6 separate regions of the Homo sapiens genome follow, and regions 1, 2, 3, 4 and 5 are each linked to region 6. The links are chromatin loops, found by intact Hi-C in ENCODE. Cell type or tissue: PC-3. All regions are shown on one strand.

Evidence for each region. Hi-C counts contacts between places; a loop is a spot of excess contacts. Peaks named below come from ENCODE experiments on the same cell type or tissue, not always from the same donor. Only the 100,000 strongest peaks of a DNase experiment are listed, where the experiment ranks them.
Region 1: it touches region 6 in a loop (8-fold over the local background); 21 of 110 quality-filtered maps call a loop at or near these places.
Region 2: a loop joins it to region 6, with 8 times the contacts of the local background. A loop is called at or near these places in 17 of 110 quality-filtered maps.
Region 3: a loop joins it to region 6, with 6 times the contacts of the local background. A loop is called at or near these places in 8 of 110 quality-filtered maps.
Region 4: a loop joins it to region 6, with 8 times the contacts of the local background. A loop is called at or near these places in 83 of 110 quality-filtered maps.
Region 5: a loop joins it to region 6, with 13 times the contacts of the local background. A loop is called at or near these places in 98 of 110 quality-filtered maps.

Annotation. Positions count from the first base shown.
Region 1 is chr9:5,796,693-5,801,692 of GRCh38, forward strand. It overlaps ERMP1 (endoplasmic reticulum metallopeptidase 1), which reads right to left. Exons shown (of 15, transcript NM_024896.3): 11 at 4,484-4,636; 12 at 2,114-2,316; 13 at 1,125-1,240. Among named protein-coding and RNA genes, the nearest start is that of ERMP1, 34 kb to the right of the region's middle. In PC-3, CTCF peaks have their summits at 2,717 (motif pointing right) and 2,916; a DNase peak (open chromatin) is centred at 2,749.
Region 2 is chr9:6,105,211-6,110,210 of GRCh38, forward strand. No RefSeq gene overlaps it. Among named protein-coding and RNA genes, the nearest start is that of RANBP6, 92 kb to the left of the region's middle. RefSeq lists enhancers at 1,300-1,800, 1,549-1,598, 1,801-2,301. In PC-3, a CTCF peak has its summit at 2,007 (motif pointing left); a DNase peak (open chromatin) is centred at 1,991; H3K4me3 peaks cover 291 bases; H3K27ac peaks cover 2,536 bases.
Region 3 is chr9:6,192,639-6,197,638 of GRCh38, forward strand. It overlaps the pseudogene GTF3AP1. Among named protein-coding and RNA genes, the nearest start is that of IL33, 21 kb to the right of the region's middle. In PC-3, CTCF peaks have their summits at 2,488 (motif pointing right) and 4,871 (motif pointing right); a DNase peak (open chromatin) is centred at 3,523; H3K27ac peaks cover 2,944 bases.
Region 4 is chr9:6,299,502-6,304,501 of GRCh38, forward strand. The region is part of intron 1 of LOC107987046 (a long non-coding RNA gene); the gene reads right to left. Among named protein-coding and RNA genes, the nearest start is that of TPD52L3, 26 kb to the right of the region's middle. In PC-3, no CTCF peak of the experiment used is centred here; a DNase peak (open chromatin) is centred at 3,100; H3K27ac peaks cover 1,747 bases.
Region 5 is chr9:5,883,644-5,888,643 of GRCh38, forward strand. It overlaps a transcript of BRD10 not described here. Among named protein-coding and RNA genes, the nearest start is that of MLANA, 4.7 kb to the right of the region's middle. In PC-3, a CTCF peak has its summit at 2,648 (motif pointing right); a DNase peak (open chromatin) is centred at 2,648; H3K27ac peaks cover 359 bases.
Region 6 is chr9:6,052,160-6,057,159 of GRCh38, forward strand. No RefSeq gene overlaps it. Among named protein-coding and RNA genes, the nearest start is that of RANBP6, 39 kb to the left of the region's middle. In PC-3, CTCF peaks have their summits at 2,539 (motif pointing left) and 3,239 (motif pointing right); DNase peaks (open chromatin) are centred at 2,522 and 3,252; H3K27ac peaks cover 1,746 bases.

The sequences.
Region 1 (5,000 bases), 260 kb before region 6:
AAAAGACCAATGGTTGCTAAGGAGAGTGGGAAGAAAAGAGAGATAAATAGGTGAAGCACAGGGCATTTCTAGATGGTAAATCTATTCTGTATGATACTGTAATGGTAGATACATGGCATCACACATTTTTCAATACCCATAGAACTACACAACACGAAGAATGAACCCGAGTGGGAACAACAGGCTTCGATTAATAATAATATATCAGTGTTAAAACTGGTGCATCAGTTTTAACAAATGCACCATACTAATGCAAGACATTAATAGAGGAAAATCGGGGGGCAGGATATGAGAACTCTATAATTTCTACTTAATTTTTCTGTAAACTTAACATTGCTCCAAAAAATAAAAATAATTTTTATTTTTGAGACAGGGTCTTGCTCTGTCACCCAGGTTGGAATGCAGTGGTGCTATCAGCCTTGACCTCCTGGGCTCAAGTGATTCTCCCAGCTCAGCCTCTCAAGTTCTCAAGTAGCTAAGACTACAGGCATGCACCAACATGCCCAGCTAATTTTTTTTTTTTTAATTTTGTAGAGACGGGATGTCACTATGTTGCCCTGGCTGGTCTTGAACTCCTGGGCTCAAGCAATCCTCCTACCTCAGCCTCCTGAGTAGCAAGCATAAGCCACCATGCCTGGCCTATTAAATTTTTGTTAAGAAGTCATAACCAGCTTTGGCCGGGCGTGGTGGCTCATACCTGTAATCCCAGCACTTTGGGAGGCCGAGGCAGGCAGACCATGAGGTCAGGAGTTCAAGACCAGCCTGACCAACATGGTGAAACCCTGTCTCTACTAAAAATACAAAAATTAGCCAGGCATGGTGGCACACACCTGTAATCCCAAATACTCAGGAGGCTGAGGCAGGAGAATCACTTGAACCCAGGAGGCGGAGGTTGCAGTGAGCCGAGATCGTACCACTGCACTCTAGCCTGGGCGACAGAGCGAGACTCCATCTCAAAAAAAAAAAAAAAAGAAGTCATAACCAGCTTCAATTGATTTTAGAAACATCACAGGCTCTTCCTAAGTTGCTGGTTCCTGTGATATATCTGAGGGAAAAACATACATGCCACTTATTAACAAGTTTAAGAAATAAAGGAGGGGAGAAAAAACTATTATATGACTTACCTGTTGCTTCAAAAGTCAATTTTATAGAATCCCAAGGTGTCTGTTCTTTGGATATGAGTCGGAAATGAGGAGGATTTCTTGGAGAAACTTCTGGGGCAGGAAGATACCAGTTTTTCCTATTTAGAAAGGAAGCTTCAGTTTTAGGGTGCTTTATTATTTGATGGCTATCTGTAACTCACAGAACTGTTCAGCATATATGAACACATTTTTGGGTATGAAAATAAACTGACAGACATGATAAGCAATGCCAACTCCAACAAATTTAGGTTATTTTGTAATAAAACCTTCCCAATGTTAAGAACAAAGGAGTAACCTAGGTGATCTTGATTCCACCACCCATCCTATTTCTTCTCATCCAGTCCTTCACTGCCAAGCTATAAAATCTTCCCAGAGAAAACAATTTTTTTTTTTCTTTGAGAGACAGAGTTTTGCTGTTGTTGCCCAGGCTGGAGTGAAATGGCGCGATATCGGCTCACCGCAACCTCCACCTCCCGGGTTCAAGCAATTCCCCTGCCTCAGCCTCCCGAGTACCTGGGATTACAGGCATGCACCACCATGCCCGGCTAATTTTATATTTTTAGTAGAGACACGGTTTCTCCAGGTTTGTCAGGCTGGTCTCGAACTCCCGACCTCAGGTGATCCACCCGCCTCGGCCTCCCAAAGTGCTGGGATTACAGGCATGAGCCACCGTGCCCGGCCACAATTTTTGAGATAGATGCTTATTGGCTATTATATTAGTTAGAAGGGCCACCTTTTCTAACCACTCAGGTTTCTAGAGAAAAGATTTTTAAAATTTGAAAAAACAAAACTACTCTTCTGAGTGCTTTATTCCACTAAAAAAAAAAAAAAAGTTTCATAATGATAGAAAAAATAGTACAAACACCACTGAACTTGTATATTAAAGGATGGCAGTTTAAATGATAAGAGTACTGATATGGTGACAAGACTTGAGAACAAACTAACCTTAAGCAGAAAAATAATGAACCAACCTGATCAGAAAGTGCACTGGAAGATACCAAGGAAAACCACAAAGAGGTGCATTCTCCTCACAGTGAGCTCGGATACTATCATTGATCTCAGGAATGTGAGGGGTTATGTGAGAAATTCCAGTATAATCAAACCCATTGATCCATATTCCAGAGTCCCGTTTAACTGCATTTCCTTCCAAGTCATGGAATGTTCTAGTCATATGCTGAAAAAAAAAGACTAGTGAAAAAACTGTTTCAACTAGTACACCCACATTCCCACCCCAGATTACAAAAATGGAGTATGACAATACCAAGAAATGATGTGGATATGGAGCAAGTGAATAAGACACTGAGAGTTTCTAAGGTACTGCTAGCGTTCTTTATTTTAAACTGGAAAATAGATATATAGATTATTGTTTTATTGTATCTTCCAAATATATTTAGGATTCCTATAAAATGTTTTTGAAACTTACTATTTCAGACTTAAAAGACGTTAATGTTAGAGCTGCTTTTAGATAAGGATTTAAAACAAATACATCCTAAGCACATATATACATACACACTCATTTCCCTATTAGTGTTTTATGAAGCTAATTCATGTGCAGAGAAAAGTGGGAATTGCAGCTCACCACTAGATGACAGCCTTGTGCCTAACAGAATTCTATGAAAAGGCACCGTGCTCCATTTGAAATAACTTTATTCACGGCAGAAACCAGCCTGAAGAATACCAATCAGGAAAAAAACAAACAAAAAAAAACACTGCATAGGGCAGGAGCCGGCAAACTGCAGCCAACAGGGCAAACTGTCCACTGACTGTTTTTATATACGAACCATTATTTGAACATGGCCACACTCATTTGTTTGGGTATACTCTGTTGCTGCTTTCGCTCTGTTTCACTGCAACAGACTGTATTGCTGACAAAGCCCAAAATATTATCTTGTCCTTTACAGGAAAAGTTTGCCAACTTCTGGCACAGTGGAAGAGAACCCCCAAACAAATCAGAAAATGACTTTTTAAAAATAAAAATCCTGCTTTTCCTAAGTATTACTGACATAATTATAAAACTTAATACATCATGAAAAACACACTGAACCTCCTAAAAAAAAATCCGTTCTTCACTAAAGGTTTTACAAATTGTAAAATCTCACATAAAATTTATCACAGTGTCCTTCAGGACTATAACAAGGAATTGTTATTTGGCCCCTTTTCAAAACCTCCTAAGTGTTTTTAATTTTTTAAGTCCTTGAATAATTATCTAGGTATAATTCCTCTGGCATTTCTGTTTGGCTAGATTAGGTTAGATGTGACTCTTGCCCTTAAGGGTATATGTTATCTTGAAGCAGGATCTTTCACTTACAGAGTATAAAATACAAATAAGAATTATGCAAAATATACAATATGTTAGTATGTGTTCACAAACATGAGAAAGGGATGGGTATAAGGCATAAGATAATTTGTGTAGTATGAGAACTTTTAAAAACAATTTAGAAAAACTAACAATTTAGCCATCTCTAACAGAGATGACTAGAATTGAGGCTTACTGCTTTATAGTACCAGGTCTAAAAAATTTGAAGAAAAAGTTGAGATCTAAAATAAGTCCTCAAACTGGCCAGGTGTGGTGGCTCACACCTGTAATCCCAAGCACTTTGGGAGGCCGAGGTGGGTGGATCACCTGAGGTCAGGAATTCAAGAACAGCCTGGCCAACGTAGTGAAACCCTGTCTCCACTAAAAATACAAAAATTAGCCAGGCGTGGTGGCGAGCGCCTGTAATACCAGCTACTTGGGAGTCTGAGGCAGGAGAATCACTTGAACCGAGGGGGCAGAGGTTGCAGTGAGCCAAGATCGTTCCACTGCACTCCAGCCTGGGCAACAGACCAAGACTCCATTTTAAAAAAAGAGAAAAGAAAGTAAGTCCTAAAACTCACTTTATTAAACCCTTTCTAAGTTATAGTTTCACTATCACATATCACTTTGAATGTTACTTAAGATTAATTTTACTAGCACTTCTAAACATCAATTTTATTTTGCCAGTTGACAGTTTAGATTTTACTCAGCCTGTATACATTTTTACAATCTATATTTCTAAAAACTCATTATTCCATAATAAATATTTGCTCCTGTTTTTCCAAATAGATGCAGTTTTATAATTTGAATAGTAATAAAAACAAGCAAACATTTCCAATTCAGTCTCCTGGGAGATATATGTCTAGCTGATAAGAATGCCTCTTGACAGTCAGTCTTCTCCTCACTGCCTTACACACAAAAAAGGTGAGTATGACTAAATAGGTCAACAGCAGAAAAGTCAGCTGCGCTTGCTATTCACTACTGAAGCTCAAAACACACAGGGCTTCCTTTCCAGATCTCAAATACCTCATGCAAAACTGCTCACCTGAAGAAACACTCTCTTTGGCTTCGGATTAGCAGGATTGGAGCTATATGGAAAAAATGTTCCACTGCAAACAAGGAGGAATGTAATTGCACATACCAAAGTTAAAGTTAGCATGGTTTTTTTTGTGCTCTTGGCAAGGTAGATGAAGTTAATCTGAAACACAAACCACAAACACAGAAATATTACAAATTCATTCTAGTGGTGGAAAGGTGTTTTTAACTAACTTTATTTTTAACAGTATTACCTAACAGCCCCTGAAGAAAATTTATCAGCAGGTGCTAGCATACTCTAACATCTAGTAAACAAAGCACTAACTCTAGGAGATTTCCATTGCAGGTGAGAACCTAGAAAATGACAGATGCCTCCAATCTGCCATGATGGTGCCACCTTTTTGGCATGCAGCCAAAAACCAAGAGGGAAAAAGGAAACTCAGGACTGTCGCTGTCCTTAATGTGCGAAAAGAACAGAAATGTAGATGTAATGGATTATTCATTAAATAACCAGAGATAAGCTTTAA
Region 2 (5,000 bases), 53 kb after region 6:
GGGCTGGGAAAGGCAGACCCACCCTTAATCTGGGTGGGCACCATCTAATCAGCTGCCAGCGTGGCTAGAATATAAGCAGGCAGAAAAATATGGAAAGAGAAACTGACCTAGCTCCCCCAAGGCTATATCTTTCTCCCATGCTGGATGCTTCCTGCCCTCAAACATCAGACTCCAAGTTCTTCAGATTTGGAACTGGGACTGGCTCTCCTTTCTCCTCAGCCTACAGATGGCCTATTGTTGGACCTTGTGACTGCATGAGTTAATACTTAATAAACTCCCCTTTATATATATATATATATATATATATTCCATTAGTTCTGTCCCTCTAGAGAACCCTGACTAATACAGGCAGCAAATATGTAACTGTTCACAGCATTTCACTTCATTCCCAGAATTGACAGGCAAGCAGTCATATGTCCTTCCTTTATGCTCATGGGTCCTATGGATGCAAGGTAGTGTTTTCTAAAAAAAAATAAAATAAATAAAAAATCAAAAAGATAAGAAAATTTGAAGGTATCAGGGCTGGTTTTGAATCCTGGCTCTGCTCTGACGCTTATTCCACACCCCAGAACAAGTTATTTAATCCCTGTAAGTCCCACTGTGCTCATCTGTGAGATGGGAATATCAATCCCTACAATGTTGGGTTGCTAGAAAAGATACATGAGATAGCACCTGGAACAGAGCAAGTACTTCATAAAAGTTGGTTTTTAGCCCTAGCCCTTTATGCCTCCATTTCCTGCCTTTGATCATCATTGGTGTGAACTTTTCTGCCTACTGAATAATAGAGAAATGCTTTGTGATGATAAGAACATAGCAGAGAATGAAGTGTGTAAATTCTGGGGCAGAGAAAATTCTCTGGACTAAACACACTTTAGTGTACATGAACATCCCTCCAAATTTTATCAGGCTGGTGCCTATATGTTTCAGCTTAAAATATACTTCCTGATAAGCAGAAAGAAAATTTTAAGTAATAGATAAATAACGTGTACACATGGACATACAGTGTGGAATGATAGACATTGGAGATTCCGAACGTGGGAAGAAAGCATAGGGTAAGAAATTACTTAGTGAGTAAAATGTATATTATTCTAGCAGTGAATACACTAAAAATTCAGGCTTTACCACCACTCAATATATCCATGTAACAAAATTGTACTTGTACTCCCTAAATTTATACAAATAAAAATTAACTTCTCTCTCTCTCTCTCTTCCTGGAGGAAAATAACTAGTAGGTTTCTTTTGGGTTGGATAGGACTTATTTGCTTTTCAACACCCAAAGAATAACTTTGAAAATGTTATTTTCAAAATAAATTGAGTGTTCCCTGGAAGTTGCTGTATTTTTTTAATTGGTTATTTTGGAGTAGTCTAGAAGACTTCCCTACAATTATTGTTTAAGCCTTAAAATAAACCCTTTAGTATACAAATTTGAAAAAATTAAAGCTTTCTTGAAAATAGATTTATATATACTCTATCAGAGTGCAAGCAGGAAACAGAAGCTACACCAGTTACTTGAACATAGAGACTTTAAGGAATGGTTGGTAACTAGGTAACTGAAAGGATTAAATTAACAAACAAACAAACAAAAAAACAACAATGAAAGTAACATGGAGATAGCAACTGCAGGAAGCAGCTACCACTCCTGGGGCTGGGGATAGCAGAGGGAAGTGCTTGGATTTATTAGAAGTTAGAAACTTTGAGAAAGGGCCCCACAACTTGTGCTGGCTGTGAGCTGGGATAAGCAGCCCTGTGGGCCTGCCACTGAAACCTTTGAGGACAGGGCACTATTTATAGCTCACTTGTGTCTATGAGGTGGGGGCATGATGAAGCTGTTTTTGCGAAAGTTGCAAAAACTGCAAATTGGAATCAGCTGCTGCTATGGAACGGCATGGGTGAAGAAGCACTCCTGGAGTGATCTTACAGAAACCACAAGCTGACAAGCCTATAGGGAACAAACTGAAAGGAACCTGTCCTTTCTCTCTCCTCCAGCCTGGCTGTCTCCCTCTGTAACACCCTCTAGTGACAGAGCCTAACTGGAGCAGCTGGCAAAGCTAAAAATGATGTTTTGAGTCCCAGGCCTGAATTGCATAAGTGTATAGAGAAGGGTAGCTGAGAGACAATAACTTAATGTAAAACTTGTTTGAAAATAGACCTCTAATGCAAAGGAAAGACACGTTGAGGAATTGATATCCTCTCATTCCTTTTTCTTCCCAACTCCTAATTCAAGGCTAAGAGAATGTTCCAAATTGTAATGGTATTTGGAGGATGATACAAGATGAAATGTGACCCAACATTTCTTTTCCACCTTGCCATGACTCCAGTGGCTCCAAGACATTTGTATTCCACAGACTGGTAAAATTTTCTATTTGTGGCAACTGACTTAGAGTTGATTGCTTTTTATTTTGTCTAGTGATAGCATTAAGTACCCAGTAGCATTTCATTAAAGAAAGAATATTTCAACCACCAAAACTCAGGAAGAACATAATCTCAGAGTAACGAGTAGTTCTTACATGGATGATTTTGCTTTTTTGAAAAACCCATTGTTAAAATGCAAATACTGAGGGACAGAAATAAATTAATATTTCTTATTTTTGTTTTTAAAAAAACTTTCTTTTGTTTTTATTTATTTATTTTTGAGACAGAGTGTCGCTCTGTCACCCAGGCTGGAGTGCAGTGGCGTGATCTCGGTTTACTGCAAGCTTTGCCTCCCGGGTTCACGCCATTTTCCTTCCTCAGCCTCCCAAGTAGCTGGGACTACAGGAGCCTGCCACCATGCCCAGCTAATTTTTTTTGTACTTTTAGTAGAGACGGGATTTCACCATGTTAGCCAGGATGGTCTCGATCTCCTGACCTCGTGATCTGCCCACCTCGGCCTCCCAAAGTGCTGGGATTACAGGCGTGAGCCACCATGCTCGGCCTCTTTTGAGACACGGTCTTGCTCTGGCACCCAGGCTGGAGTGCAGTGGTGTAAATACAGCTCACGGCAGACTCAAATCACCTGGGCTTAATTGATCCTCCCACCTCAGCCTCTTGAGTAGCTGGGACTACAGCCACCACACCTGGCTAATTTTTAAAAATGTTTTGTAGAGATGGGGTCTTGCCAAGTTCCCTAGGCTGGTCTTGAAATCCTGGGCTCAAGCAATCCTCCTGCCAAAGTGCTAGGATTGCAGGCATGGGCCTCCAAGCCCAGGTGAACAATCTTGATATTCATAAATTTGCATGGGTTTTACAGTTACAGTAATTGTAATAATCTGTAATTATTAAGAGCTTACTATGAACTAGGATTATGATGAGCACTATATATATGATTTAATCTTCCTCGTAAGTCTCCCAAGTGGGTCCCATTATCATCCCCATTACACATTAAGGAAAATGAGAATTGGTGAAGATGTGAGCCTAAGGTTACACAGCTAAGTGGCAGAGCTATGCCTAGAAGCCAGATCTTCTGACAACAAAGTCTGGCTGGGCTGCCTGGCTACCCATACCTCTCTGTCTGGAATCCCTTTTACATATTCCCTATATGGATTCCTACTGAAGGTATGGGCCATGGGCCCAGGCACCACTGACTTTATCATATGGCCCTGCCCTCCTGGACAAAGCTTGTTCTAACTTTCAAGATAAAGATTATATAACTTTCAGCTACAGCCTGGCTACATGTTGTTCCCTGACCTTGTATTATTTGAGTTCTTTTCTTAAAATGAACAAACTTCTCTTGGCTTGAGATATTTATGTTACCATTCCTTGCATTCTTTCTGTTTTTATATTCTTTGCAAATAATCCTTGCTTGAAGTGTTCAAAATCTCCCCCAAGATGGGCACCCCTGGTAGACTCAGAAAGCCTGAGCTGCTGCTGTGCAGTCCAATATCTACTCACGCTGTTGAGGCTGGAGAAGGGGAGATGGAAATGGTGCTCATAGCCTTCCAGCTTTGTCTGCTTCAGTGGCTCAGTGGCTGTTTGCAGATGGAGTTTTCGGCTGGGGCTCAAGCCCTAAGGTTGGAATACTAGCTTCCCTGACTCCTTGTTTCCTGCTCCTTCTCTCACTGTTCTGAGTAGTGGTTCTGTACCATCTGCTTAATGCAAATAATGCAGTATTTTATTCCTCTTTAATGAACGTAGACACTTGTGATGGAAAGACACATAACACACAGCATGCACAGGGAGGGGATTTATGAGTTCTGACCCAAAGTCGGGGCAGTGAATGCGACCTCGTACACAGAGATTCATTAGAAAGTCTCCAATGTCAACATATGGCATTTTTTTACTCAGTACTGTCAGGTAGCTTTTATTTTATCCCTTTACTCGTGAAAAAACAGATTCAGATGCATTTGCCACAGGTATCGTAACTAGCTAGCCACTGTCAGAATCATGATTACAATGGAAGGATTTTGATTCCTGTTCCAAGACTACACTACCTCTTGGCAAAAATAAAAGCATTCATTCATTCTTCATTTATTCAGCACATATTTTTCTAATACTTTTTCTGTGCTAGGTTTTGGGGAATTCCAAAGGGAGCAGAATATGATCACTGATGTCATGGTGAATATAGTTCTGTGTCAGATCAGACATGAGTCAGATAATCATATAAATAAAAACATTAACTTTGTTTAGAAGTAAGGGAGTGATAGGTAGCCCCAAGAGAACAGATGACAAAAATGAGGTTAGTAAGAATTCATGTAAGATGGGTTAATCATATTTAAAAAGCAAGAATTTAAATAAACACCAAGCAAAAAAAAAAGTTTCTTTTCTGAAATCATCAATGATCAAGAAATCACCACTACACGATATATCCATGTAACAAAACTGCATTTGTACTCCTTAAATTCATACAAATTTAAAAAGAAACCTTAGATGTGTCAGTGTTTGAAGAAAATCATATCTTTTTCATCTGTGATGCCACCAATCAGATCACAGCTGATCTGATTAGAGGCTAGATTGCTAACAGCTGCTAGCTCCTTCGGGCTGCAGAACTTGTGGTTAAATTTGATACTTAGGAACACAAATTT
Region 3 (5,000 bases), 140 kb after region 6:
AAGACTCAAAGCAAATTAGTTAAAGTTAAAGGAATTGAAGTAAAATTTCAGCTACACTCATCACAGTGGAAATACAGTGTTACAGTTTCATTCTATAAAAGTTAAATATATGCTTAAAATCAGTACTATTCAGAGGAACATTCAGATTCCGGAATTTTTACAACACATCATTCACAATATTGAGGATGCAATCCAAAATTATGCAACATTCAGGCCGGATGCAGTGCCTCACACCTGTAATCCCAGCACTTTAGAGGGCTAAGGCAGGCAGATCACCTGAGGTCAGGACTTCAAGACCAACCTGCCCAACACAGTGAAACCTCATCTCTACAAAAATACAAAAATTAGCTGGGCATGATGGTGGGTTCCTGTAATCCCAGCTATTCAGGAGGCTGAGGCGGGAGAATCATTTGAACCTGGGAGGCGGAGGTTGCAGTGAGCTGAGATTGCATTATTGCACTCCAGCCTGGGCAACACAGCGAGACTCCATCTCAAAAAAAAAATTATACAACATTCAAAGAAGCAGGAAAACATGACCAATTCATAGGAGAAAGATTAATAGAAAACAAGCTAGGATGACCCAGATGTTGGCCAACAATTATTTAAAACTGTATATTAAAATGATGCTCAGTAGTAAAAAGGAAAATATGCTCACAGCTAATAAAAAGTGGGAAATTTCAGCAGAAGAAAAGAGATTATTTTTTTAAAGCCCAAATAGAAATTCTAGAACTGAAAAACAAAACAGCTGAAATATAAAATTAACTGGGTAAGCTTAAGAACCAAATGGAATGATGGAGGAAAGAAACAATGGACTTACAAGTCAATAGAAATTATCTGATTTGAAGAAGGCAGAGAAATAAATTTTAATTAACAGAGCCTATGGATCTGTGAGACAATTCAAAACTGAAGACCTGAAAGAAGACGAGAGAGAGAATTGAGAGGAAAATCATGGCCCAAATTCCCTAAACGTGGCATAAAACATATAGTTACAAATTTATGAAGCTTAGACAGAATTAGTAGAAAAAACACTCCTATTTACATCATAATCAAACTATGGAAGAAAAATATTTGAAGACAAAGAAAAATGACACATTGAATACAGGGAAACAATTAAAATGATGGCTGCTTTCTCATAAGAAGCAATAGAAGGGGAGTCACAAGACAGTGAAACAGAGTTCATGTCCTTTGTAGGGACATGGATGAAATTGGAAATCATCATTCTCAGTAAACTATCGCAAGAACAAAAAAACCAAACACCGCATATTCTCACTCATAGGTGGGAATTGAACAATGAGAACACATGGACACAGGAAGGGGAACATCACACTCTGGGGACTGTTGTGGGGTGGTGGGGGGGAGGGATAGCATTGGGAGATATACCTAATGCTAGATGACGAGTTAGTGGGTGCAGCGCACCAGCATGGCACATGTATACATATGTAACTAACCTGCACATTGTGCACATGTACCCTAAAACTTAAAGTATAAATAATGAAAAAAAAGAAAAGAAAAAATGTACACCAATAAATTAAATAACCTAGAAAAAATATTAAAAAGCATAATCAAACTAAAAAAATAAATAAATAAATAAAGTACAAGGGAAAAGCTTGTCCACTTGGAATTCTGCATTCAGCAAAAATGTCTTTCATTATTGAAGGTGAAATAAGAGTATCAGGGAAAGAAAAATAAGAGAATTTATAACCACCATATCGGTGGTGAAACCAAACAAACAAACAAACAACAAAACTGAAATAAATTCTTCTAGTCTAAAAGGAAATAAACCTTCCTATGTGCCAGGGCCCACCTTAGGCACGGAAATACAAGTTTGAGTATAATGAGGTTCACCATGGAGTTTATAGCTTATAGATGAAATGGAAACCAAACATTGTACTTCATGGCAGTACCAATGGGAGCAGGAATGCCTGGCCTCAATAACAATAGGAGCCAGAAACCACACATGTATTTACTAAAATGTCTTTCAAGAGGGCACACCTGTAAGTCTCTGCATTTTGCCACTTATACAACTTCATCTTTGAGCGCTTACATAGGGTCAGATTACCTAACAATAGCTGTAAGCCAAGACAAAATTGGAGGAGGAGAGAATTAGTAGATACCTGATACAGGATATAAGGGCTAAGCTTTAGATTTTTCTATCCTGACTCGATCCAGGGTATTTGGTTTCTATTGTTTTTCACTAAATAAAGATAGGTCTTTCAACAATCCCAGCTTCTGTGGAATTAGCTGAAAATAAACCAAGAGCTAGAGACTCAAAGTATTTACAGTAGATACATTTGAGTAGGTATATTGCTCAAGTCACACTGTAACTGCCCAGTGGGTTCATTTTGCCTGCTGCCCAGATAAACTCAATTTATTAAGACAGAGGAATTGTAATAGACAAAGAGTTTAATTCATGCACAGCCAGCTAAACAGAAGACAGAAAATTCAGAGATTGGAGTTTTTTAAGGGCAATTTGGCCGGTAGGGGGCCAGAGAATGAGGAGTGCTGAGAAGTTGGGTTGGAGATGAAATCACAGGGGGTCAAAGTGGGTTCTTCTTGCTGTCTTTGGTTTTTGGACAGGATTGCAGAACTGGTTTAGCCAGATTACTGGCCTGGATGGTGCTAGCTGGTGCATCAGAATTTTAGGGTCTGAAAAACATTTCAAGCACTAATCTTGGGTTTTACAATAGCGATGTTATCCCTAGGAGCGACTGGGGAGGTTTGGAATCATGTGGCCCCTGGCTGAGTGACTCCTAAACCAAAATTTCTAATCTTGTTGCCAATTTGTTCGTCTTACAAAGGCAATCTGGTCCCCAGGCAAGAAGGACATTCATTTCTGGAAAGGGCTGTTATCATCTTTGTTTCAAAGTTAAACTACAAACTGAAGTCCTCCCAAAAGTTAGTTTGGCCTTTGCCCAGGAATGAACAAGGGCAGTTTGGAGGTTGGAAATAAGATGGAGTCAGTTAGGTGAGATCTCTTTCACATCATAATTTTCTCACTGTTACAATTTTTGCAAAGGCAGTTTCAATACCACAGTTAGATCAACAAATATTTTGAAAATGGGAAAAAGGGCCTTTTCAAATTAATTTTTTAAAGAGATAACCCCAGAAGGTCTTGTATGGGGTGGAAAAGCAATAGGAAAATTATATAATATGATGATTCTGTGAAACTAGTGGGTCAGAAATAAGTGTTTACAGGCCAGGGCCTGGTGGCACCAGAATGAGCTCTTGGAAGTAGCTGGCTTTGTGTGTTGGGTCCATATGCTGGTGCACCCATGTGGCTGCATACCTGATCTGGGTGGGTGCCGAGGCATTGTCACCCCTGAGCATTGCCTAGGCATTTCTCGTGGCCCGCTAGAGACCAGTCCCACTCCCTTGTCCCCTCCTTCCCCTGCACTCTCTAAGAAGTTCATCTGCTCCTTCCAGGACTGTATGTAGCACCAATTACAATAAGGTCCAGATGCTTGAAGAGCACCTATGCAAGCACACGAGGAAGAGACCATTCATTTGTGACTATGAAGGGTGTGGCAAGATTTTCCTCAGGGTCTACCACCTGAGTCACAACATCCTGATTCATATGGGAGAAAAGCTGTTTATGCACTAGTGGCTGTGACAGAAAATTCAACACAAAATCAAACTTGAAGAAATATTTTGAACACAAAGATGAGATTCAGCAAACAACATATATGCAATTTTGAAGGCTGTAAAAAGATCTTTAAGGATCAGTAGCTGAAAATCCATCAGTGCCAGCATACCAATGAACCCAGAAAGGATGTGGGAAATACTGCCTGACCCAGCAGGCTGAAACGACACACGGAGGTTCAGGAGGGCTAGATGTCAAAAGAGATGTTCCTTTGTGGCAAAAACATGGGTTGAACTTCTGAAATATGTGAGGAAAAAAAACCCATATAGAGGAAATAACATGTGAATATGGCAGAAAATTTTTAAACACAAAGATTATCTTAAGCAATATATGAAAACTCTTGCTCCAGAGAGAAATATTTGCCAATGTTCAAGAGAAGGCTGTGGTAGAACCCACATGACTGTATTTAATCTACAGAGCTGTATCCTCTCTTTTCATGAGGAAAGGCACCTATTTGTGTGTGACCATCCTGGCTGTGGCAAAAGGTCTGCAATGAAAGTCTCACATAGACATACCATTGCAACAAGAAGAAAATTAAACTCAGAGTAAAACCAACTCATGAAAAACGGAGTTCGGTGGGGTGTAATGGCTCATGCCACTTTGGAAGGCTGAGGCAGGCAGATCATTGAGGTTAAGAGTTTGAGACCAGCCTGGGCAATATGGCAAAACCCCGTCTCTACTAAAAATAGAAAAATTAGCTGGGCATGGTGGCGTGCGCCTGTAGTCCCAGCTACTCGGGAGGCTGAGGCAGGAGAATTGCTTGAATCCGGGAGGCAGAGGTTGCAGTGATTCCAGTCACGCCATTGCACTCCAGCCTGGGTGATGAAGCAAGACTCCATCTCAAAAAAAATAAAATAAAAAGAAAAGTACAAAGGGAGTTTGGCCTCTGGTCTCAGTGGATATACCCCTTCTGAAAGGAAACAAAAATAAGGTTTACCTTTGTCTAAAAATAGAAAGACACTGAACTGTACTAGAGACGTGGTGCAATAACTTAAACCTCAACTAAATATCACATTACTTTGTTTAAAGGACTACAAACCAGTGAGCTTTCTTTCTTTCAGAGGCGTATTTTTTAATTAAAATCACTGATGCAGAACAACAATGTGTTTTCCATGTGCACTTGGTCAACACCTATATCTTTACTGTGTCTCCTATGAGCAGGTACTGGACACGGAGGATGTAAAAAAAAAAAAGAAATAAAAATGAGGCACCATCAGGGATTTCCTCCAGGAGGCAGTGTCACTCTAGAAAGACATGAGTGACCCAGGGATTATGTCGCCAGCTTCAATTCAGTCTAGATTCCTGGCCCTCAGAGAGACATGACTGCTGAGGGCAGTAGCCTAAAAAAGGAAACCCCTGG
Region 4 (5,000 bases), 250 kb after region 6:
TCAGGCAGGAGAAGGAAATAAAGAGCATTCAATTAGGAAAAGAGGAAGTCAAATTGTCCCTGTTTGTAGATGACATGATTGTATGTTTAGAAAACCCCATCGTCTCAGCCCAAAATCTCCTTAAGCTGATAAGCAACTTCAGTAAAGTCTCAGGATACAAAATCAATGTGCAAAAATCGCAAGCATTCTTATACACCAATAACAGACAAACACAGAGCCAAATCATGAGTGAACTCCCATTCACAATTGCTTCAAAGAGAATAAAATACCTTGGAATACAACTTATAAGGGATGTGAAGGACCTCTTCGAGGAGAACTACAAACCACTACTCAATGAAATAAAAGAGGATACAAACAAATGGAACAACATTCCATGCTCATGGGTAGGAAGAATCAATATCATGAAAATGGCCATACTGCCCAAGGTAATTTATTGATTCAATGCCATCTCCATCAAGCTACCAATGACTTTCTTCACAGAATTGGAAAAAACTTCTTTAAAGTTCATATGGGACCAAAAAAGATCCCACATTGCCAAGACAATCCTAAGCCAAAAGAACAAAGCTGGAGGCATCATGCTACCTGACTTCAAACTATACTACAAGGCTACAGTAACCAAAACAGCATGGTACTGGTACCAAAAGAGAGATATAGACCAATGGAACACAACAGAGTCCTCAGAAATAATGCTGCATATCTACAACTATCTGATCTTTGACAAACCTGACAAAAACAAGAAATGAGGAAAGGATTCCCTATTTCATAAATGGTGCTGGGAAAACTGGCTAGCCATATGTAGAAAGCTGAAACTGGATCCCTTCCTTACACCTTATACAAAAATTAATTCAAGATGGATTAAAGACTTACATGTTAGACCTAAAACCATAAAAACTGTAGAAGAAAACCTAGGCAATACCATTCAGGACGTAGGCATGGGCAAGGACTTCATGTCTAAAACACCAAAAGCAATGGGAACAAAAGCCAAAATTGACAAAGGGGATCTAATTAAACTAAAGCTTCTGCACAGCAAAAGAAACTACCATCAGAGTGAACAGGCAACCTACAGAATGGGAGAAAATTTTTGCAACCTACTCATCTGACAAAGGGCTAATATTCAGAATCTACAATGAACTTTAACAAATTTACAAGAAAAAAACAAACAACCACATCAAAAAGTGGGCAAAGGATATGAACAGACACTTCTCAAAAGAAGACATTTATGCAGCCAATAGACACATGAAAAAATGCTCATCATCACTGGCCATCAGAGAAATGCAAATCAAAACCACAATGAGATACCATCTCACACCAGTTAGAATGGTGAACATTAAAAAGTCAGGAAACAACAGATGCTGTAGAAGCTGTGGAGAAATAGGAGCGCTTTTACACTGTTGGTGGGACTGTAAACTAGTTCAACCATTGTGGAAGTCAGTGTGGCGATTCCTCAGGGATCTAGAACTAGAAATACCATTTGACCCAGCCATCCCATTACTGGGTATATACCCAAAGGATTATAAATCATGCTGCTATAAAGACACATGCACATGTATGTTTATTGCGGCACTATTCACAATAGCAAAGACTTGGAACCAACCCAAATGTCCAACAATGGTAGACTGGATTAAGAAAATGTGGCACATATACACCACGGAATACGTGTATACCATGAATATGCAGCCATAAAAAATGATGAGTTCATGTCCTTTGTAGGGACATGGATGAAGCTGGAAACCATCATTCTCAGCAAACTATCACAAGGACAAAAAACTAAACACCGCATGTTCTCACTCATAGGTGGGAATTGAACAATGAGAACACATGAACACAGGAAGGGGAACATCACACACTGGGGACTGGTGTGGGGTGAGGGGATGGGGGAGGGATAGCATTAGGAGATATACCTAATGCTAAATGATGAGTTGATGGGTGCAGCACACCAACATGGCACATGTATACATATGTAACAAACCTGCACGCTGTGCACATGTACCCTAGAACTTAAAGTATAATAATAATAAAATTAAAAAAAGAAAAAAAGAATCTGCTGCTCGGCATCCCAAAGCACAATGGTTTAGAAGCCAAGTGTGTCTGACCCCTCCAGTATTTGACTGTTTGCTTGGGGTTTATTGTTTTGCATAATACAACAACCTAAAATGTCTCCAATATTTTCTTTCTTTAGAATATGAAACATGACTCTCCTCCCCTTCCCCGTCTCCCTGTTTCCCCCTAGAGTTTTCTTTCTTTCTTTTAAAAAACATAGAAATATAGCTTCTATCTGGAGCATAAATAAAGACGAGTAAGATTCAATTCTTTTAACGATGTGGATAAAATTAGGTTTTCTTAAGGGCACTCTTAAATATGTGAGCTACATGGAGAAAATATTCACCCTGACACTGCTGCCTTCACTAGAAAAGCTGTTATAATTTGATGGATGGTAAATGAACAATTCCTACAACTGCTGCTCTATTCATTAATTACTGAAGTAGGCTCAGCTATGAGAGAAAGGTAGTCCTCTCAGGCATTAGCCTGCTACCATTGCAGAAACAACTGACCACACCCTCCACGTGGCCTTTGTGTTCTCATTTTACCAGGGTGTAAGTCAGCTTCAAAAGGAAGATGGAGTACGTATGCAAGTTAGAGACTGACAAACTGATCTCAAAGTCAGTCTTGAAATTGCCTTTAAAAATCTTTTCATGTATACTCCCACTCTAGACTTGCCAAAATGCAGAGATTCAATTCAGCAAATTATTCCTCTTTTATAGCCAGTTGTTGACGCTGTACTCTTTATCCCTAAATGCTTGTGAATTATTTTTAAAGTGGAAGGAAAAAGAAGGAACATAATAAACCATGTTAACATTTCTTGAGTTTAAGAAACAATTTATTTTGAATTTTCCTGTTAGATGAAATGGCAGACACTGTTCATGAACTATATAACAGTTGGGATAGTCATAACATCCTTCCTCCTTGTTCATGAACAGGGAGGCTTATACCTGTCAATAAACATTTGAGTTGGTTTCCATTTCTTGCTATTACAAACTGCACTGCTATGAACATTCCTGCACTTCCTTCACATGTCTCTCAGTGCAAATGTGCAAGTGTTTCTCTAGGGGGTGGGACTGCTGAATCATGGTTGGTATAAGCATTTTTATGCCACATTTTTTTCAAAGTGGTTATACCAGTTTATATGCTCACTCAAAGTATATGTGTTCCTCTTGCTTCATCTTCTCACCAACACTATTTATTGTTAGATTTAATTTTTGCCAGTCTCATGGGTGGGGTAACATGGTATTATGTTATGGTTTTAATTTGCATTTCCTTAATTACTAATGAGGTAGAATATTTTAATAGGTTAATTGGCTATTCTGCTTTCCTCTACTATGAAATGCCTATTCAAGGTTTTGCCCATTTTCTATTGACTCTTAGAAAAAGATATATAAAAGTTATGTGTATATCCTGGGTACTGACCTTTTGTCAGTTACATCAACTGTAAATGTCTTTTCCCAGTTTGTGCCTGTGTTTTCATTCTCTTTGCTGTATTTTGGTAAATAAAAATTCTTAATAGAGTTGAATTTATGAATCTTTTCCTTTATGGTTTGTCCTTTTTTCTCTTATTTAAGAAATTCTCTCCTACTTCAAGTCATTAAGACATTTTTCTATATCATTGCTAACAATTTCATAATTTTGTCTTTCACATTTAAATCTTAATGTACCTACAAGGGGTGCAGTGGCTCACGTCTGTAATACCATCACTTCAGGAGGCTGAGGCAGGTGGATCACTTGAGGTCAGGAGTTTGAGACCAGCCTGGCCAACATGGTGAAACCCCATCTCTACTAAAAATACAAAAGTTAGCCAGGCGTGGTGGCAGGTGCCTGTAATTCCAGCTACTCGGGAGGCTGAGGCAGGAGAATCGCTTGAACCCAGGAGGCAGAGGTTACAGTGAGCTGAGAGTGCGCCACTTCACTCTAGCCTGGGCAACAGAACAAGACTCAGTCTCAAAAAATGTTTTTTAATTAAAAAAATAAATCAATGCACCTAGAATTCATTTTTATCACATGGATGGATAGTCAACTTCCTTGGCATCATTTATTCAAACATCTACTCTTTCTCCACTGATTTGCTTTAAGTTTCCATATATGCAAAGATCTATTTCTTACTCTCTATTCTATTCCATTAATCTATTTGTCTATCTTTGAACACGTAGCTTTATAAATCCTAATACCCAGGATTCCAGTATAGCAAGCCTCCCAACCTGTATTTCTTCAAAAATGGCTTGTCCATTCTTGATATTTTGCATTTACATATGAATTTTAAAATTAGCTCTTAGGGCTTAAATACACAATTGAGACTTTGATCAGAATTGCATTGAATTTCATGCTCCTGTGACACTAGCATGAGTCCTTCCCCCAGTTCTACAATTAAGACTCCTAACAATTCATTTATCCAGCCAAAAAAATACTTACAAGAGCCTAGGATATGGCAAAAATTATAGTGAACAACATGGATACAACGGTGCAGAAAACAGAATTAGTCCCTGCATTTGTCAAGGCTTCAGAGAAGTGGAAGTTGTGGGAGAGGGACAGAGGGAAGAATAGTAGTGTACTAATTATTTTTCCATTTGTTTTCATTCCATTTTTCATTTGTAAGGTAGGTTAATCATTTTGAAGTCCCCTAGCTTACCTAACCTTTTACTTTGTGTACTAGTCAGGGGTCTCCAGAGAAACAGAACCAACAAGATGTGATAGAGAGAAAGGGAGGGTTATTTTAAGAAATTGGCTCATGTGATTATGGAGGCTTAGTGAGTCCAAAATTGGATGAGATAGACTAGCAGGCTGGAGACTTAGGTAAGAATTGCAATTAGAGACCAAAGGCAGTCTGCTGGCAGAGTTCCTTCTTGCTCAATCAGTCTTTGTTCTATTAGAGCCTTCAACTGATTGGATGAGGCCCACCCCCATTATGGAGGGCAATTTGCTTAACTCAAACTCCACCAATTTAAATGTTA
Region 5 (5,000 bases), 170 kb before region 6:
TGTACAGACAGGTTCTCACTATCTCTCTATGCAGCCCAGGCTGGTCTTGAACTCCTGGACTCAAGCAACCCTCTCACTTCAGCCTCTCAAACTGCTGGGATTACAGGCATGAGCCACTGCACCCACCCCCTATTCCTTCTTAGGGACAGGCTTGCTCATATTTTTCTATAGTTTTGGGGACACCTTCATAACCTCCCATTAATTTTCTTAAGTAGCCAGAGTTCCTGTTGCTCACAACCAAAGAACCTGGACTGACACAAGGGTTTGCTCCATGCCAGACACACTAGGCCTCACCCTCCCTGAGAGAAAGAATTATTAGGTTTCCATTTTGCAGATAAAGAGACTGATGTTGACAGTCTTACACACCAAAAACACACGGCCAGTCAATGCTGGAGCAAGCATTTAAATAAAAATCAGAACCCAGAGCGCAGTCTCTCTCCTTTTTGTCCCTTCATATCACCAATCCAGAGCCCTGCCATTCAGGTATAAGCTGCTGCTTCTAGATCTCACATTGGTATGATTTACAGTTTACACAATGTTTTCACACACAACAATACAGGTAATCCTCATGGCCACCTGGGAGGTAGATATCTTCATGACACGGGAAAATAGATTTACTGCAAGTCTGGTCAACCCATTTTTTTCCCTGCTTAAAACCGTTCTGTGACTCAACACAGCCTACAAGATCAGTCCAAAGGCTCAGCGTGGTATTCCAGGCCCTGTGGCGCCCAGGACCGGGGCCTCAGGCCTGCCACTCCCTTTCTTGCACTTGGAGCTCCAGCCATATGGAACGACTCACAATTCCCTGAAGCTCACCAGACCGGTCTGGGGCCCTGAGCCCTAAACCACTGGGATGTCACCTTCCCGTCCTCACCCGAAGTTATGGTTGGTGAATGCCTACTTAACTTCCACTGGACTGGCCTTCATCTCATGCCTATGAAGGTGATCCCTACTTACCTTCCAGACACAAACACAGCCCATCTTCCTCTCAAGCCTCTTCTGTACCAATACCCCCACTGTACCCTAGACAAGAATCTGGGGTGGCTCTAGCATTATTAGATATTGTAGTGAACCCTGGTGTTGACTCTTCAATATTTTTCCACTCCAAAGGTCATTTTAATCCGTTCCTGTAATCTCAACCTTCCTGTGACTAGTCACAAATGGCCATGGGATTTACCACGTTTCTGATTTATTAGTGCTCTTCTCTGCTCACCTGCGAGACTTGGGCCATGTTCTCAAGACTTCAGCCAGCTCTGTGCCCGTGTTCACCTGGAACCCCTTTCCTAATAGAGCCCGGGAACTGATGAAGCCTCCTTTGCTGCTTCCTGAGAGGGAGCCACACTCAAGGCCAGCCCGAGGCCAGCAGGCCACAGCTCTTGCTCTCGGGTGTCTGAGGGAGGAGGGAGTCCCTGTGGTCCTCCATTTCCTCCACCCTCCTGGCTGCTGGGGCTTCCCCTTTCGACCCCTGCCTAGCCATGCCTCGATTCTATTCCCTTCTCTACCTCGCCACTATCCCCTCACCATCAGAACCTCTCTGTCCTGGGTCTCTTTACGTCACAGCAAGCGCTTGTTAGCTGATTAACAATTAGCCATGGCCATGAGTTCATAGGCTCACCCCAAGGACTGGGCACCCCCTCCGAACTGTTTGTACATTCACAGGGAATTCGCAGAAGCACTAGCCTTTCTCAATGAACAACTTGCCAGGCACTGTGCTAGATGAGTTGACGTATGTTATCTCTTTTTTTTTTTTCAGTTTCACTCTCGTTGCCCAGGCTGCAGTGCAATGGCTCGATCTCAGCTCACTGCAACCTCCACTTCCCAGGTTGAAGTGATTCTCCTACCTCAGCCTCCTGAGTAGCTGGGATTACAGGCATGCACCACCACGCCCGGCTAATTTTTTTGTATTTTTAGTAGAGACGGGTTTTCTCCATGTTGGTCAGGCTAGTCTTGAACTCCTGACCTCAGGTGATCTGCCCACCTCGGCCTCCCAAAGTGCTGAGATTACAGGCATGAGCCACCGCACCCGGCCCATATGTTATCTCATTTAATTCTCACAGCAATTCTGTAATTATTCCCTATTCCTATGTTGCAGATGAAGACGGAATAGCTCAGAAAGGTTAATTAACTTGCTCAAGGTCTCACAGATAATAATGAGAGCTGGGATTCAAGGCACCTGTGAGGCTTACGGGGTGAGGACTCAGTAGTGACTGGGATGTGGCCTTGCCTTCTCTGCCTTCTGAAGAGCCAGTTCTGTTTGTTCAGCTCCTCCTATGAAAGGGCAACAGGACTTTCTGGGATTTTCAGGCATAACCCTGAAGTTCAGGTAGAAGTTGTTTTCCCCAAATCTTTTGAGCCAGGGGCTTGTAGCCTTCCCAAAAGGGAACACAGTGGACGCATGGCTAGCGGGGACCGAAAGCGGAAGCCCGAGCAGCCGGCTATCAACCCTCGTTTGTAGCAATACCTCTGCGGGGTGTGTGAGAGATCAAAAGCTCACAATATTGTGGGGAGCACTGAAGAGGGCCTAAGCCCCAAGCAGGATGAGTCAAGAGGATTCTGGCTCCTGAGCACTGTAAGCAGATGCCAAAGAGGCATCTCTGGCCCCTTCATGAGGTGGGCCTGTGATGCCAGGTGGCCAAGCCCACTAGGTGGCAGCAGAGAACCAGTCAGTGGCCAGCAAGGTCTAGCAGGTACAAATCCTAACCCTGGGGCTGGTGTGGGGGCTGAGCTGCCTCACAGTAACAGTTCACACTATTGTTGCTAGGCGTATTCTGTGCCACGTGCTGTACCAAGCACTTCCAACAGGATCTCGTTTAACTCTCACCATGAACCTATGAAGCAGATGCTGCTATTATCCCTTTCATTTCAGATGCGTGCACTGGGGCTTTCAGAGGTTTGAGATTTGCCCAAGGTCACACACACTGAAGAGATGAAGTGCAAGTGGTTTGGACTCTAGAGCTCCTGCTGTTAGTTTGGGACTAGATTGCCAGGGGAGAAAAGGAAGCCACTTGGAAGTGTTGAAAATGAAGGCAGGTAGGGCCTGACTTGGGCTGGCTTTGGTGTGGACTCTGAGGCCCAAGGCCGGCTCAAAAACAGAGACTAAGAGCCTAGTTAGAGGGAACTTCTAGGGGGCTTCCGGGAAACAGGATGTGGTAGGTTTTTCAAGTTGAGGTGCCCAGGGAACCCCTATTTGAAGAAGCGATCGCCAGCTTATCCTGTTCACATAGCCCTGAAAGGGCCAGGCACCTCAGAAGCTGCAAACCACTCAAAGACCCAAAGGGATGCCTGTGAAAGAGCTGGTCAGGTCTCCCTCGTTGAGCTCAAAGAACAAACAAGGGCCAGGTGCAGTGGGTCGCGTCTGTAATCCCAGCACTTTGGGAGGCAGAGGTGGGCGGACCACTAGAGGTCAGGAGTTCGAGACCAGCCTGGCCAAAATAGCAAAATCCTGTCTCTACTAAAAATACAAAAACTAGCTGGGCATGGTGGTGCATACCTGTGGTCCCAGCTACTCAGGAGGCTGAGGCAGGAGAATCGCTTGAACCCAGGAGGTGGAGGTTGCAGTGACCCGAGATCACACCACTGCATTCCTGCCTGGGCAACAGAACAAGACTGTCCCCCAACCCACCCACCAAAAAATATCTCAAACAAGCTGGAGAGCATGTTCCCAGACTGGCCATTGTGTGCCCAGCATGCTGAGTCTGGTCCTGTAGCATCCTCTGGGGGAGGGGATGATGCCAGCTGCCTGTTGTCTCCACCCTGGAAGAATGCCAGGGCACACTCAATCCCCAAGTCAGCTCACATCACCAGAGAACTTGAATGAGACCTGGGAACTTCACCTTGCCCTGAGATCCAGGTCAGTACTCCCTCCTCTGTGGTCTTGCCACCAGTCATATATGGGCCAGGCTATTATAGAACCCAGCTCAGTGCAATGGACTTTTCAGCTCAGAACTGCATCCCTCTTTGTAGACTAGTACTCACCACCAGGACTTTCTGGGATTTTCAGGCATAACCCTGAAATTCAGGTTGGAGTTGCTCTCTCCAAATCTATTGACACAAGGGGCTTATATCCTTCCCAATTTTTGCACAAAATTCCCTGAGATAGCCTCCACTCTGGGAACTCAGTCTAAGTCATGGTCTATTGTTCTGCCTCAAGGTCTCCAACTGGTTGTTCTTTCTGAAATGCTCTCTCTCCATCTTTTCATGGCTGACTGCTTCTTACCATTTAGGTCTCAGTTTAAATTTTCCCTCCTTTACAGATAGGCTCTCCCTGGCTTGCCTAATAAAGATCAACCCTTCTTTGTTTTCTTTCTCCCTTACCATTTTCAGTGGTGACTATCCAGTATCTGGTGGGTTGGTACTGCCCTTACACAGGACAGCCTTTGTCCATAGCTCACGATGGAAACCAGAAAAATCACAGGATCTGAAAGGAATGGGTCCTCAGGTATTATGGGAAAGGGGACCTTAGAGGTCATTTAATCTAAGTCTTGAGCTGCTAGGACTGTCATATTCCGGTGGGGTTTTTTTTCTTTGTTTTGTTTGTTCACAATGGCTATGGAGAGCTGGTGAGCAAAGGTGACTGTTGTGTCCCACTGAAATGCTTCTGGGCTGTCCAAGATAGATCATGATGTTAAGTAGAATCAGCTCTGGGGTCAATTATTAGGTGAGTGCAAAAGTAACTGTGATTTTTGCACTGTCGGACTTTGCTGTTTGATATTAAATACATTCTTAAATAAATGTGGTTATGTTATACATCATTTTAATGGGCATTTCTCACTTTATGTATTTTTGCTAAAGACATCACTTGTTCTTTGTTGTATGTTTATTTTAGACTATGGAAATGTTGGACAAAAAGCAAATTCAAGTGATTTTCTTATTCGAGTTCAAAATGAGTTATAAAGCAGCAGAGACAATTTGCAACATCGACAATGCATTTGGCCCTGGAACTGCTAACGAATGTACAGGGCAGTGGTGGTTCAAGAAGTTTTGCAAAGGAGATGAGAGCC
Region 6 (5,000 bases):
TTTGGCTCTGAATTTTCAAGAAACTGACCCGGGATCTCTTTGCTTCCTAAAATAGTTGTTTTGGGATCTGGCATGTATCTCCATTCATTATTCTGCAAAGAATCCCTGTAAAGATGGCTCCATTTAGAGCACAGCTCCTCAAACTTTAATGTGCACACAAACCACTCAAACTGATGCTCATCTACCATCTCTGCTTTGTGTTTCCCCTTGGCACTTATCTTCTAACATACTACGTATATAACCTACTCATCCTGTTTATTGTTTGCCTCCTCCACTAGAATGTAGACTTAATGAAGGCTGACATTTTGTCTGTGTCTCTGGTGACTCGCTCAAAGTAAGCACTCAGTGTCAGCACTCCAATACATATTTGTGGAATAAATGAATAAATACATAAATTCATCAAAGTAAGTTGCATTTGAAAGTATAATGAGTATTTGCTAGATATTAAGCATTGTGGGAGGTAGTTTGTGGAATCCCAAGACAAAATAACACTGGAAATACTTGGAGTCTGAAAACATGCTCAGACTAGATGCCTCTGCTATGTGACCTCTCCTGGCTCTCAGTGAATTTAAACAGGCTTGGTGCTATCAGTCATGCTCTTACATCATGAGAGCAGCTTACCTAGAAGCTTTGTACTCTTATACCTGAAATAAGGTCAGCTGAGGAGGGTAAGGTTTTACTAGTACTGTTTTAAATTTTAGGAAAAAAAAGTAAGCTCTCAATTCAGCCTTTCTTATTATAAATAAATCCAATCCCTGCCCCCCGCCCCCCCCCCCCCACAAAAAAAACACTGGGCAAAAACCAAAAACAAAACACTGGGCCCCTCCCTTCAGGAGTTGACAGGTTAGTGGGGAAGACAGACATGTATAAATAAATGTAATAAAGACAGAATTATCAAAACTCTGGTACAGATAGAAGCCGAATACTGTAAGAGCCCAAGGAATCAAGTCTGAATTGTGACTTGGGACAGCAAGGGGGTACTACATGAAGGTGGAAACATTTGAGCGATGGTAGAATTTTTACCGATGGGGATGAGGAAGAAATTTCACGGAAAGGGAACAACTGGAGCAGAGGCCTGGGGACATAAATATATTCTTAATGTTTTATTCAAGGGATAATAATCTCTATTGTAAATGACCTGTGGAGCACTGTGTGGACAATAAGTGAGAAAAGGTTAACTGGGACCTGATAGTATAGAAACATGAAAATCAGTCTTTCATATTAGGGTCTTCTACTGTAGCCACATATGAAAAAAAATACTTGCTCAGGCCCTGCATGAATTATGCATGTGTATTTGAAAAGCTCCCTAGGTGGTCCTGGTGGGAGCTAAGATGATGACTTAAAAGATGATGTGGAAGGCAGTGTGAGAAGTGAGATGACTGGAGGAGGGAGGAACTGGAGGCAAGGGATCTGGGTGGAAGATTTGCAAAACCAGGGGAGAGTTTGTGGAGAAAGAAGACAAATCCAGTTCAAGTTATTGGAGAGATTGGCAGCACTCTTATCTGCTAAATATTGAGGGTAACTCAAGATCCATAGGCTAGAAGCTAGGTTCAGTGATCCTTCCTCTTGCATTTCTGGCTCCATGAATTTCTCCTTTCTTTATTGGGAACATGTAACACAGATTCTAACTGGTCTTGGTATGTAGTATAACATAGTAATTAAGAAGCATGATATAAGGTCAAAGGACTTACCTTGCTCCATGACCTTGGGTAAGTCCTTACAGTTTCTAAGCCTCAATTTTCTCATCTGAAAAAAGGAAAAAATAAATATATTGAGAGGATTGAACATGCAAATACTTGGTTGAGTACCTAGCTGTGATAATCAAAGTTATGTATGCTCTGCTGCAGTAAGCATTAATCCCCAAATGCCTGTGGTTTTAGATGAGATTTATTTTTGAATCATGTTACTTGTCCACTGTGGATCAGCAGGGGGACTCTGCCCATTGTAGTTACTCAGGGACCCAGGCTGACAGAGTAGCTACCATCTTGAATATTGTTAGTACTTATGTCAAGGGGAAAGAGAACTCTGGAGGGTCTGGCACCAACAATTCAATGCTTGGTGCAGAACAGATACATGTCTGTAATCCCAGTATTCCGGAAGGCCTAAGCGGGAGGATTGCTTGAGGCCAGGAGTTCAAGATTAGCCTTGGAAACATAGTGAGACCCTGTCTCTACAAAGTTTAAAAAAGAAGAAGGAGGAGAAGAAGAGGGAGGAGAAGGAGGAGAAAAGAGATACATACCATCCCTGCTGACAACTTATTGGATATTGGCCAGGGCCAATCATATGGTCCTACCCACTACAGGAGGATTAAGAAGTGCAGTCCTACCATGTACTCAGTAGATGGGGGAGCCTGAAATATCTGGTAAGGCTTTATTACTACTATTTACTTATAAACTAAGATCTGCAATGTTAACTATCTTCCTTCCTGCACCTTGAGTCCTCTCCTTCCTGCCTCTTCCTTGAGTTCCCATTCCAGGGGGCCGCCGTCCAATAGCTCCTCTCACCTAACTGGCAACAGAGTCCTCACAGTGCCCTCTAGTGGCACCTAGAGCTACTTCATTAGCCCTTGGAGGGAACTTAATTCTGAGGCATCTGGAGCAAATTTACCCAGCAGGGCTGAATAACATTAATTGTCGAGTTTGCTTTACTTTGTAAGCCTCATAAAAGCATTCAGGATAAGCCCTTATGCCTTGAGACTACCCTTTCAGGAGCACTCTGTGGAATCTATCCTTCCTTTTTGGCAAGAATATCTAAACTTCAATAATTTAAAGGACCTAGATACAAAACCCAACATGTTTTCACTGTGTAGATGCTTTCTATTTTATAAACTCCCCTACTGTCTCCAACAACCTTTCCTTTCTCATAAACCATATAAATACTTATAGAGATAGAGCCAAAACCATTATGTAATTCCTGAAAGCCTATCTGCAAACTCAACTAGAATAATGATCCTTAATTATGAGAACAGAGAGGAGTTGCTTCTGAAGGAACCAAAATGTCATGTTCCCAGTCTTGTATTATGGCTTCCTAACTAGATTCCATGGACACCTGACCACAACAGTATTTTCATATAATTGATTTCCTTTGTAATTCCATGTATTGTATTTTATACATTTAAAAACTTTAATATGAGAAGAGGCCCAAAACTTCACCAGTCCGCTAGAGTCACTTGGCATCTTAAAGTTGTAAGATGGAAGTTGTATTTGCCAGTGTGAGGAAACATTTTAAATCTTGCCACAGGGTGGTGCTATTGCTTTAAGGGTAAGAAAGAGTAAGTCAGCAGGTTGAACAAGAATCTGTTACCTCCAAGAAGATTGAGAAACAGAGTGGTGATGTGGTCACAGAAACTTCGCAATAGTCTTAGTCTTAAGTGGTAGTTCCAAATTCCTAGCAGATAAAATGCAAATCCATTAACTAAGAAATTTTGGTCTAGTATATAAGATGTGGTTGGTAATGGGTTTTCCTATTTTAAAGTAGTATATAATACAAAAATTATATACCCCTCAATGTTCTGAGGAGCTATTAGCCAACCAATTACCTAAACATTCATTCTACACAAGATTAAAGATTTTCTTCAACACACAGGTGGGTGACTGTGGTATTGTTTCTCTCAACCGTGTTGTCAGAGTTTTATTTTTCCTGTTGGCTCCATTCTGGGTTTTTGTACGTAGACATCATACTTCACATATACTGAATTCCAGCAAGGTGTAATCATGATGAGATGCACACGGCAAGTTCAAAAGTAGAAGACACAACTCCTGAATAGGAACTGATAAATCAAATGATGAAAATTGCACAAAGAACCCAAGGAACAAACATAAAACAGAGTTGGTTATACTGGCAAAAGCAACATATACTTACAGATAAGACAACTTACTTCAAAACAATCTGGGGGAGAAGGTATAGTCAAAATAAGATGATTATGTGATAATTGTTAAAGCAGGGAGATAGGTAATTTGGAGTTCCTTATATAATCTTTTTTTATACATTTGAAGTTTTTCATTACAATAATTAACATATCCATAAAATAATATAATGTTAAAGGGTTGAATTTTTGGTGATCAATGAGTATATACCAAGCCCTTATTGGAAGGGAAGGAAGGATGAACACTGATGCAGAAGAGGTTGTAAGTCACAGAAAATGGATAAACTTCAGGAAGGTGTGATACTGAGTTGTGGTACTCAATCCCTATTTAGATTAAATTTTTTTTTTTTTGAGAAAAAGGTTTTGTAACTTTTTTCTTTTTTCTTTTTTAAATTATACTTAAAGTTCTAGGGCACATGTGCACAATGTGCAGGTTGTTACATATGTATACATGTGCCATGTTGGTGTGCTGCACCCATTAACTCGTCATTTACATTAGGTATATATCTCCTAATGCTATCCCTCCCCCCTCCCCCCACCCCACGACAGGTCCCAGTGTGTGATGTTCCCCACCCTGTGAACAAGTGTTCTCACTGTTCAATTCCCACTTATGAGTGGGAACATGTGGTGTTTGGTTTTCTGTCCTTGCAATAGTTTGCTCAGAATGGTGATTTCCAGCTTCATCCATGTCCCTGCAAAGGACACGAACTCATCCTTTTTTATGGCTGCATAGTATTCCATGGTGTATATGTGCCACATTTTCTTAATCCAGTCTATCATTGATGGGCATTTGGGTTGGTTCCAAGTCTTTGCTATTGTGACTAGTGCCACAATAAACATATGTGTGCATGTGTCTTTATAGCAGCATGATTTATAATCCTTTGGGTATATATCCAGTAACGGGATGGCTGGGTCAAATGGTATTTCTAGTTCTAGATCCTTATGGAATCGCCACACTGTCTTCCACAATGGTCGAATTAGTTTACAGTCCCACCAACAGTGTAAAAGTGTTCCTATTTCTCCACATCCTCTCCAGCACCTGTTGTTTCCTGACTTTTTAATGATCGCCATTCTAACTGAGATGGTATCTCATTGTGGTTTTGATTTGCATTTTTCTGATGGCCAGTGATGATGA